3 separate regions of the Mus musculus genome follow, and all the other regions are linked to region 1. The links are chromatin loops, found by intact Hi-C in ENCODE. Cell type or tissue: heart. All regions are shown on one strand.

Region 1 (2,500 bases):
GGGGGCAAAAGAAAGAGAAATAGATCAAAGAGCGGGGCAGCGGGGCCCAGGATGGAGTTGGCTAGCTCAGGCTGCCGCCAGGGCAAACAGACTTGGAAAAACGCAGGGAGGGAAAGAAGCCGAAAATGCAAAGTTTTTGATGTTGCTCTTCAACTCCAGCACGGCCCTGCACCCCAACCCTGCAGCCCCGGGGCCTTGGCAGCTGCACCGACAGGAGCAGCGAGCTAGGAAGAGAGCAACATGACCCGACGTGTTTAAGGGAAGGCAAAAACAGTTCAGCAATTAAAAGTAGCCTAGCAGCTTCATCCTTTCAAATTGGGGGGTTGGGGGAAGTAGAGCGGGCAAAAAATTAACAACATTCACGGAGTTATTTCAATCGCACTCCTGGAACATTACGGTTTTAAAAGTTTTTTTCTGTTTTGTTTTTCAAAAACCTGACTGGCAAACTGCCCCATTTTGGCCCTCTTAAATCCTAACTGGCGGGAACTTGAGGTCTGGCAGCATTTTGTTCCCCTATTCCTTAGTCAACGAACCGTAGTGCCTCACAACCCAGGTAAGCAAACAGTTTCAGCCCCAAGTTTGCAGCACGATCGACCAGCTCCCGCAGCGGGAACCTAGCCCAGCTGGGGCGGACAAACTCCACTACAAAGTCGCTTTGCCTACATCTTTTTGAACCTTAAGTCGGCCTCTTTCTTCGTCGCATTATCTCTTAGCTCCCCAAAACAGACAGGAAAATTCTCCCAGTCAGATACCGCCCTGAGACCTCGCTTTTCCTAGAGACCCCTAGCAAAAGGTGTTGGGTAACCTCGAACATCTCCAGCGGGTACAGGAAACCCAAGGCGCACACTGCGAAGCCGAGCCCACCCGCTTAGCCCAGCTCCGGAGGTGCACCATGCAGAAAAGAATCCTTCAAAATTCGTCCCAAACCTAACCACTCTTCCGCACCTCCTTGCCCCGCAAACTGGAGCAGTCGCCCAGAACTTTGCTCCCCGGATTCACAGAACCCCACCTGGGACCTGAAACTTAAGTGCGAGGAGGACATAAACAAATTCCTTCACCATGGAGGGAAACGCAAGCAGTGAAACTCCTTCACGTCCCCGAGACCCAAACTTTTTAGAGTTTCTTGGAGCACAAGAGAAACTTTCAAAAAGCCAACGCTCCGCCCTGCTTTACCTTGCATAAAACTTCGCTCAAGTCAAAAATGGTGGCGGACACGAGGGTGGTGGTCATCGTGGGCGTTCGCACGGGGCAAGGACTAGGATCTGGTGTGTCGTGAAGGTCCCGGTGCGGGGAAGGCGCAGCCTCCGGCTCTCCGGTCAGGAGTCCCACACGCCTGCTCCCGGCGCCCCTCGCCTTTCTGACTCTCCCGGGCTGCGGCGCGCAAAGCCCAATTTATAAGATTTGGTGGGTTGGGGGGGGTGGAAGGAGGAGCTTTAAACGTATTTAAATGAAGAAGAGGAGGCGGAAAAAAAGTTGATTGACACTGAGGTTGAATCAGCCATGCGGTCAAGAGGGAGGGAGGGGTAAAGGGGGAGGAAAGAAACTTTCAAAAGGAAGAAGGGGGAGGGAGACGAGGAAAGAAGGCGGAAAAAAAAAAAAAAAAAAAGCACTCGGAGCGGCGCAAAACTTTTTTTTCTTAAAGAGGAAAAGTTTCGAGTCCGCGGGCTCCGGGGGCGCCCCTCCCCTGGGCCGAGCCCGGCAGAGGGGGAGGGGCGCCCACCCTTTGTCAACCTCGCTGCTCGGCTCTGTGACATCACTCATTCCACCCCCTTCGGAGTTCGAGTTGTTGTGTTTGTTGGTTTTTTTTTTTAAGAGTTGGAAGGCGGGCTCGACTCTCCTCTCTCTCTCTCTCTCTCTCTCTCTCTCTCTCTCTCTCTCTCTCTCTCCCCCCCCTCCTCCCTCCCTCTCCCCCCTGTCTTTTTTTTTTTTTTTTTTCTTCCTAGCAGGCGCTGGAGCTGGTCTTGAGCGGGCCAGGGCTGCGGTTTCCATCTTGAGCTAGTGTCCCTTGAAACTTCTCCAAGTGCCCGCACGACTTACCTTCCCCTGACTTCCCTGTCCACACCCGGCTGCCCATCGCAAAATGAGCTGGGCGAGGAGTTTAGGAATGCGGAGCACCCCAAATGTTCGAGTCAAGAGTTTTATGTTTGTTGTTTCCCATCAGTGAGCAAAAGAAGTAGGGATGACCAGAGAAAACTTTTTCTCCAGGAGAGCCTAGGCTGGAGGGGGCGAGAGCAGTAAGATTTTGCGCGCAGCGCGGGGTCCACGCGTGCTGGGCCGGCAGCCTGCGTTTTCCCGGTATGGTGGGGGCACCACTGCCTGGGCAGAATTCTTTCAGACCTAGATGGGGCGCTTTGTTCACATAACCGATCTTTAAACTTGCTACAGCAGAAAAGTCCAGACTTTCAAGGGCACCCCCTGAAAATAAAAGAGCAACAAGTCACTTTCCACGCGCGCTTTGAATTCGGGCTGCCTCCTCCACACATCCCCGAATGTTAAAAAC
Region 2 (2,500 bases), 270 kb before region 1:
CTGTTCTCTGAGGTTGCTATTCAGCAGGGAGGAGGACGACCAGTCAGACCTGCATAGCGTTTGAAAGGATGGTAATGATAATGGTCACATTATAGAATCCTTAGCGTGTGCTAGGTACATCACAGACGTTATCTCATGCAGTTCTGAGTGAGAAGAGTCCTCTGAGGTTTCTAGTATTGCCGATGTGTAAACTGAGGCCATGAGATGTCAGGTCGCCTAGTCAAGATCACTTGGTGACCTTCAACCCAGGTCTTCCCGTGTTCAATTTGTAGCATTATAAAAGGCTCAAGCCCCAAAGAATGGTGGGCCAACATCCCACAGTGACTAGCTGCCGGATAGGAACTGTTTTCCTTAGTTTCTGAATCTTGGCAGCAAAGGCACTAGAGTTTCCCCTTGGCAGGGAGGATTTTGCATATGGACTGAATGAAATTAAGAATGCCGAGATGGGAGGCTGAGGTGATAGCTCAGTGGGTAATAGCACTTGCTCTGCAAGCATGAGGACCTGAGTTTAGATCACCAACAGCCATGTTAAAAGCCACATATACCTCTCACTCCAGGACTAGGGATGGTCAGAGACAGGAAGATCATTGGCTTGCTAGCCATTAGTCTGGCCAAAACGCTGCAAACTCCAGGGTCAACAAGAGACTGACTCACAGTAATAAGGCAGAGAGCACCATAGTAGGAGAACTGACTTCCTCCTGTGCCCTCTACATATTCATGAAGTCTGCACATACACCTGTACACACATGTGTACCTACTTGCATGCGTATACCCCCCACTATACAAATAAATGAATCAGTGCTGAGATGAGATGGCCTGATCAGATGCTGCAAAACATCTACTTTCACAGGGAGCAACTGGAACTGGCTAACTTCCTCATCGCCGCAAGGCTCGGAGGTCCTTTCTCTTTTCCCAGGCATCTGGGGAAAAGGATGAATTCTCTAGGCAAGTGACCTCCCTGGTGTGAGAAATTTTTGTGTTCACTGCTGTGTCTGCCCCCTGCTTTTCCAACAACAGAGGACAAGTGTCTACAAAGCTGTCACGCAGTGACAGGAGCAGAGAGGAGGACCTGGGCTGGTCTGGGCACACTGACACTCTTTGGAGTCTCTTCTTTGCAGGTTTGCACTCTGGTGGGCACATCTTCAGAGTCTTGGGAGACGGCTCAGGTCTCCTTGCTATGGCTGAGGCTGGGGCGAGGCCAACATTGCAGCTTCTCTCCACTCCAGGGAGACAAATGCAGCCTGCCAGAATTTCCTCCCACACAGACCTCTGTAGGAGATAAAGGCAGAGAGGGAACTGCCACGGGACAGCCACATGATAAATTCCCTTGGGCCTCCTCCTGTGTTCATTGTTCTGCCCTGGTTGTTTTGAGTACAGTCAAAAGGAAGAGCCCTGTGCTATCAGACTGAGGAAGGAGGATGCTCTCCTATTGCCCTTGGCCACCCTCATTTTAAATGTGAGGAAACCAAAGGGCAATGTGCAGCCTAACCCCACCTGCCCCAGAGGAGCAGTCAGCCAGCCTTCCAGGGAAGCCGCAACCCCTCTCCAGACCAACAGCAGCACACTGGTGGCTCAGCCCTTGTCCTTTGACTCAACCCTGGGGACTGACAGATGAAACTGTTTGGGGTAGGAGCTAGAAATAGATTTTGGAGGGGCCCCATTACTTGTTGTTCATGCCCCAGGGCTGAGAACTGAACCTGTAAGGCCACAACTGTTAGGAAGGGACATCCTGCCTAACACTGGCTGGCTGCCTGCTTCTCAACTCAGAGCAGCTCAAGTTCCTGGGAACTGTAGTCAACTTTAGGGATCTGGGCTGTGTCCCAGGTTCAAGTTCAAGCATGGAGAACAGGATGCCGCCTCAGCCACCATGGCTGGATTTCTTCGAGGAAGTAGAGCAGAAAGCCTTGGCTTTCCTTAAGCTGTGTGCTCCCGAGGACACAAGTGCCAAATGGAGTGTTCTTCTTGAATTGCAGACTCAAGCAGATGTCCACCCTGTTCAAGGCTCGGGCTCTGACTGGACAGGTGTCTGGCTGCCATGGCCCGGGTCACCTTTGTCTGAGCTAGAAGGCCATGTCTGAGCCATCAAAGGGGTCTCAATGGGAGAAGACAGACATCAATGTGCTTCCTCAACCAGAAAGGTGATTTCAATTTGGCTGGAGCAGCCCAACCAAACAAGCAGGATCCTGTCGACTGAAAGATAGGGCTGCTGGAAGATCACACAGCAACAAAAAATGGGAACCATTATCAGACTTGTCCCAGCCCGGAGGGGCAGGGCCTTTGAAGCCACAGACAGGCTGAACAGAACTTTCTACCTGGGAGATGTTGGAGATGGGAGGTCAGGCTGCACCAGCCCACACCCCCATCACTCCCCCCCCCCCCAAAAAAAAACCCTGATCAAAGCCTGCTGCAGAAAGGAGGGGCATACAGCTGCAACCAGCTCCCCCCTCACGGGGCCGCCCAGGGCCTTCTGAAAGCAAGTGGACTGCTTTTGCAGGGGCCT
Region 3 (2,500 bases), 52 kb before region 1:
CAAGGGCTTAATGAAAGTTGGGTCCCATGAACAGCTATGAAGATCGCTCACCAGTCTGACAGCTTTTCTAGGGCAACAACCATGCCCTCTTGTTTTCAAGTGCTTCCTACCTCTCCGTACAAACTGTGGTTTCATCCGTTACAGGTCTTTTCCCTATGGTAGTTCCATGTGGGGAAAAAAAAAAAAACATCTTTTAATACATGGTCCTGTGCAGATAGGTGAGCAGGGACTGACCGGCACACACACTCACTAACTTTGGCCCGCATGAGTTTAGGAATCAGATAAATGTTTCACTCCTGCTCAGGAAGTAGCTGGGTCATGAAATCAGATATGGGAGGATGTTGGTCCATGGGAGGGCCCTCACAATAGGGACTGTGAGGAGTGGGGGAGACGGGCTTGCAAGTCTGCCCTGGGGGTTGGTGTGCAAATATGGACAGCCAGAGGAAGTCTTGGCCTCCAGGTGTGAAAAATGTCCCTCTTGGAGATCAAGAGTTCAGCCAAAGTTTGTTGAGTTGCTCTGTGAATTTTAAAGAGTAAAAAGTGACCTGGGGAACATTTCTGATGAACTTTCCTTAATGTGGTTATCCCGTGGTTAAAATTATAACAGTTTCTGGGAGTGAGCCTAACGAGTCAACACACTGAATTCAGAAAATGTCTCCTGATTGCCAGAGAGTGGGCTCTGTTTTGCCTAACCCCATGCTTTGCTCGAGGTAGGTTCGTAGCAAATGCTAGCTGAATGCCCTGAAACACACAAATGAGTAGTTGGGGGACAATCCATTCTTCTTGGGCCTCTGAACCTAGAATCAGAAAGCAGGAAGCAAACCCCAGAGCAGACAGGGCTTTACCACACACGGGTCTTGTGATCTGCACTCCGTGACCTTCAGCTGCTGTGGCTGCGGATGGGATAATACATCGCCTTAATAAGCAGTTTGGAAGAGCAAGGGCGATTTCGTATCTGAAAGCCCTCTGTGATTGACAATAGGCTGTTGTACAGATCTAAGATAATCAGAAAGGATTCCAAGCCCAGTTCTCCTCCACCTTTAGCTGTGCGATCTTGCTCAAGATAGTTAACCCACCCAGACTTCTCATCTGCACACAAAAGGGACGTGAGGCCTATGCACTTGAAAGAGCCAAGATGACCTTTCTCCTCCTGTTATTTTCTTTCCCCTGGGATGTCATTCTCTGTGTTTTCTAAACAGACTAGTACATTAACTAGGTGATATGTGAGCCCTTGATGTGCCTGTGATTATTATTATTTAATGACACTCATTAAAGCAGGCTGACTTCTGATTGGCCATAGATCTCACTCACACACACACACACACACACACACACACACACACACACAGCAGCTGCGGTGGCCTCTCAGGACTGCTTCCTTATCAGGACCCTGCCACCCAGGTGTTTCCTCATCTTAGAATCCACCCTCTAGGTTTCCTCAAATTGTGTCTTTCAGATGGTACCCACCCTGACCTGGTGAGTGACAGGAAGTACTTCAGAGTGATGGCCCCAGCCACCTCTCAGGAAAAACACAGTGACCTCCCACACCCAACCTCCACTTTCAGGGCCTCTGATAGAAGCAGAAGCTTCCAGAAACAGCCATGAGTCCCATATATTGTCTCTAAGACCTGTCTGTCTAAAATAGGAAGGTTGATTTTTGGCTTTGATTTTTATTTTCTTTTTAAGACAAGTTCTCATATAGCCCAGGCTGGCCCTGAGTCAAGGATAGCCCAACTGTGATGTTCCTACCACCACAATACTGGGATTACAGGCTTGTGCCATTCAAGCCCAGTGTGTGTGGTGGTAGAGAACAAACCCATGGTTTCCTGCATGCTAGGTAAGCACTCCACCTACTGAGCTACATCCCCAGCCCCTGGTGTGTGTGTGTGTGTGTGTGTGTGTGTGTGTGTGTGTGTGTGCGCGCGTGCGCACGCATGTGTACATATTTTTAAAACTCCTAAATAGTGTGCTGACTTACACCACTCATGCATGCTCTTTATTATGCACCCTCAGTCTCCTTTGGAAGATGTCACACTACACTTTCAGAGACATTATAGAAGGTTTGTCTGTCAGTGCCAGGTCAAAGCCCCACAGGTTAGGGTCCCAGAGAGGATCACACCAAGAGTCCCAGTACCTCCCTCTCACTTCTATGGACGTGCTGGGACCTCACATCCCAAAGTCCTGGGACCAAGTCTCCTGGCCTTATCTTTTCTTTTCACTGAGCCTCCATGCTTGTGTCCACCATGTGGACAGCTTTTAAGCCCCTCTCACAAAGCCTGGTGCTTGAGACAAAGTTAGCCAGGTTCTGCTCTTTGTCCACATTTCAACAACTCTTCTGCCTGATATTAAAAATAGCTTTGTCTGGTCGAGTGAGATCAGGCCAGGAGACAGGCGCCTGCTGTTCTAATCTCAGCCTCACAAATAGCTCTTGATGCGCTTGAGTTTCCCTCAGCACCTTCAGGGGCTCCGACTGCAACAGGGGCCTGCTTAGTTACCTCTG

What was found. A loop is a pair of places that touch in the nucleus more often than their neighbours do. Peaks named below come from ENCODE experiments on the same cell type or tissue, not always from the same donor. Only the 100,000 strongest peaks of a DNase experiment are listed, where the experiment ranks them.
Region 2: a loop joins it to region 1, with 7 times the contacts of the local background. A loop is called at or near these places in 11 of 42 quality-filtered maps.
Region 3: a loop joins it to region 1, with 5 times the contacts of the local background. A loop is called at or near these places in 12 of 42 quality-filtered maps.

What each region holds. Positions count from the first base shown.
Region 1 is chr12:80,111,646-80,114,145 of GRCm38, forward strand. Zfp36l1 (zinc finger protein 36, C3H type-like 1) reads right to left here and starts at 1,368. Exons shown (of 2, transcript NM_007564.5): 1 at 1,174-1,368. The coding sequence starts at 1,230. Gm52006 reads right to left here. Exons shown (of 3, transcript XM_030247048.1): 3 at 1,935-2,500. In heart, no CTCF peak of the experiment used is centred here; DNase peaks (open chromatin) are centred at 226, 656, 1,376 and 2,106; H3K4me3 peaks cover 2,500 bases; H3K27ac peaks cover 2,500 bases.
Region 2 is chr12:79,837,064-79,839,563 of GRCm38, forward strand. It overlaps a transcript of Rad51b not described here. Among named protein-coding and RNA genes, the nearest start is that of Gm3596, 6.4 kb to the left of the region's middle. In heart, no CTCF peak of the experiment used is centred here; a DNase peak (open chromatin) is centred at 1,328; H3K27ac peaks cover 2,154 bases.
Region 3 is chr12:80,059,628-80,062,127 of GRCm38, forward strand. All of the region lies in intron 3 of Gm36660 (a long non-coding RNA gene), which reads right to left. Among named protein-coding and RNA genes, the nearest start is that of Gm36660, 25 kb to the right of the region's middle. RefSeq lists an enhancer at 338-2,500. In heart, no CTCF peak of the experiment used is centred here; DNase peaks (open chromatin) are centred at 924, 1,434 and 2,344; H3K27ac peaks cover 2,500 bases.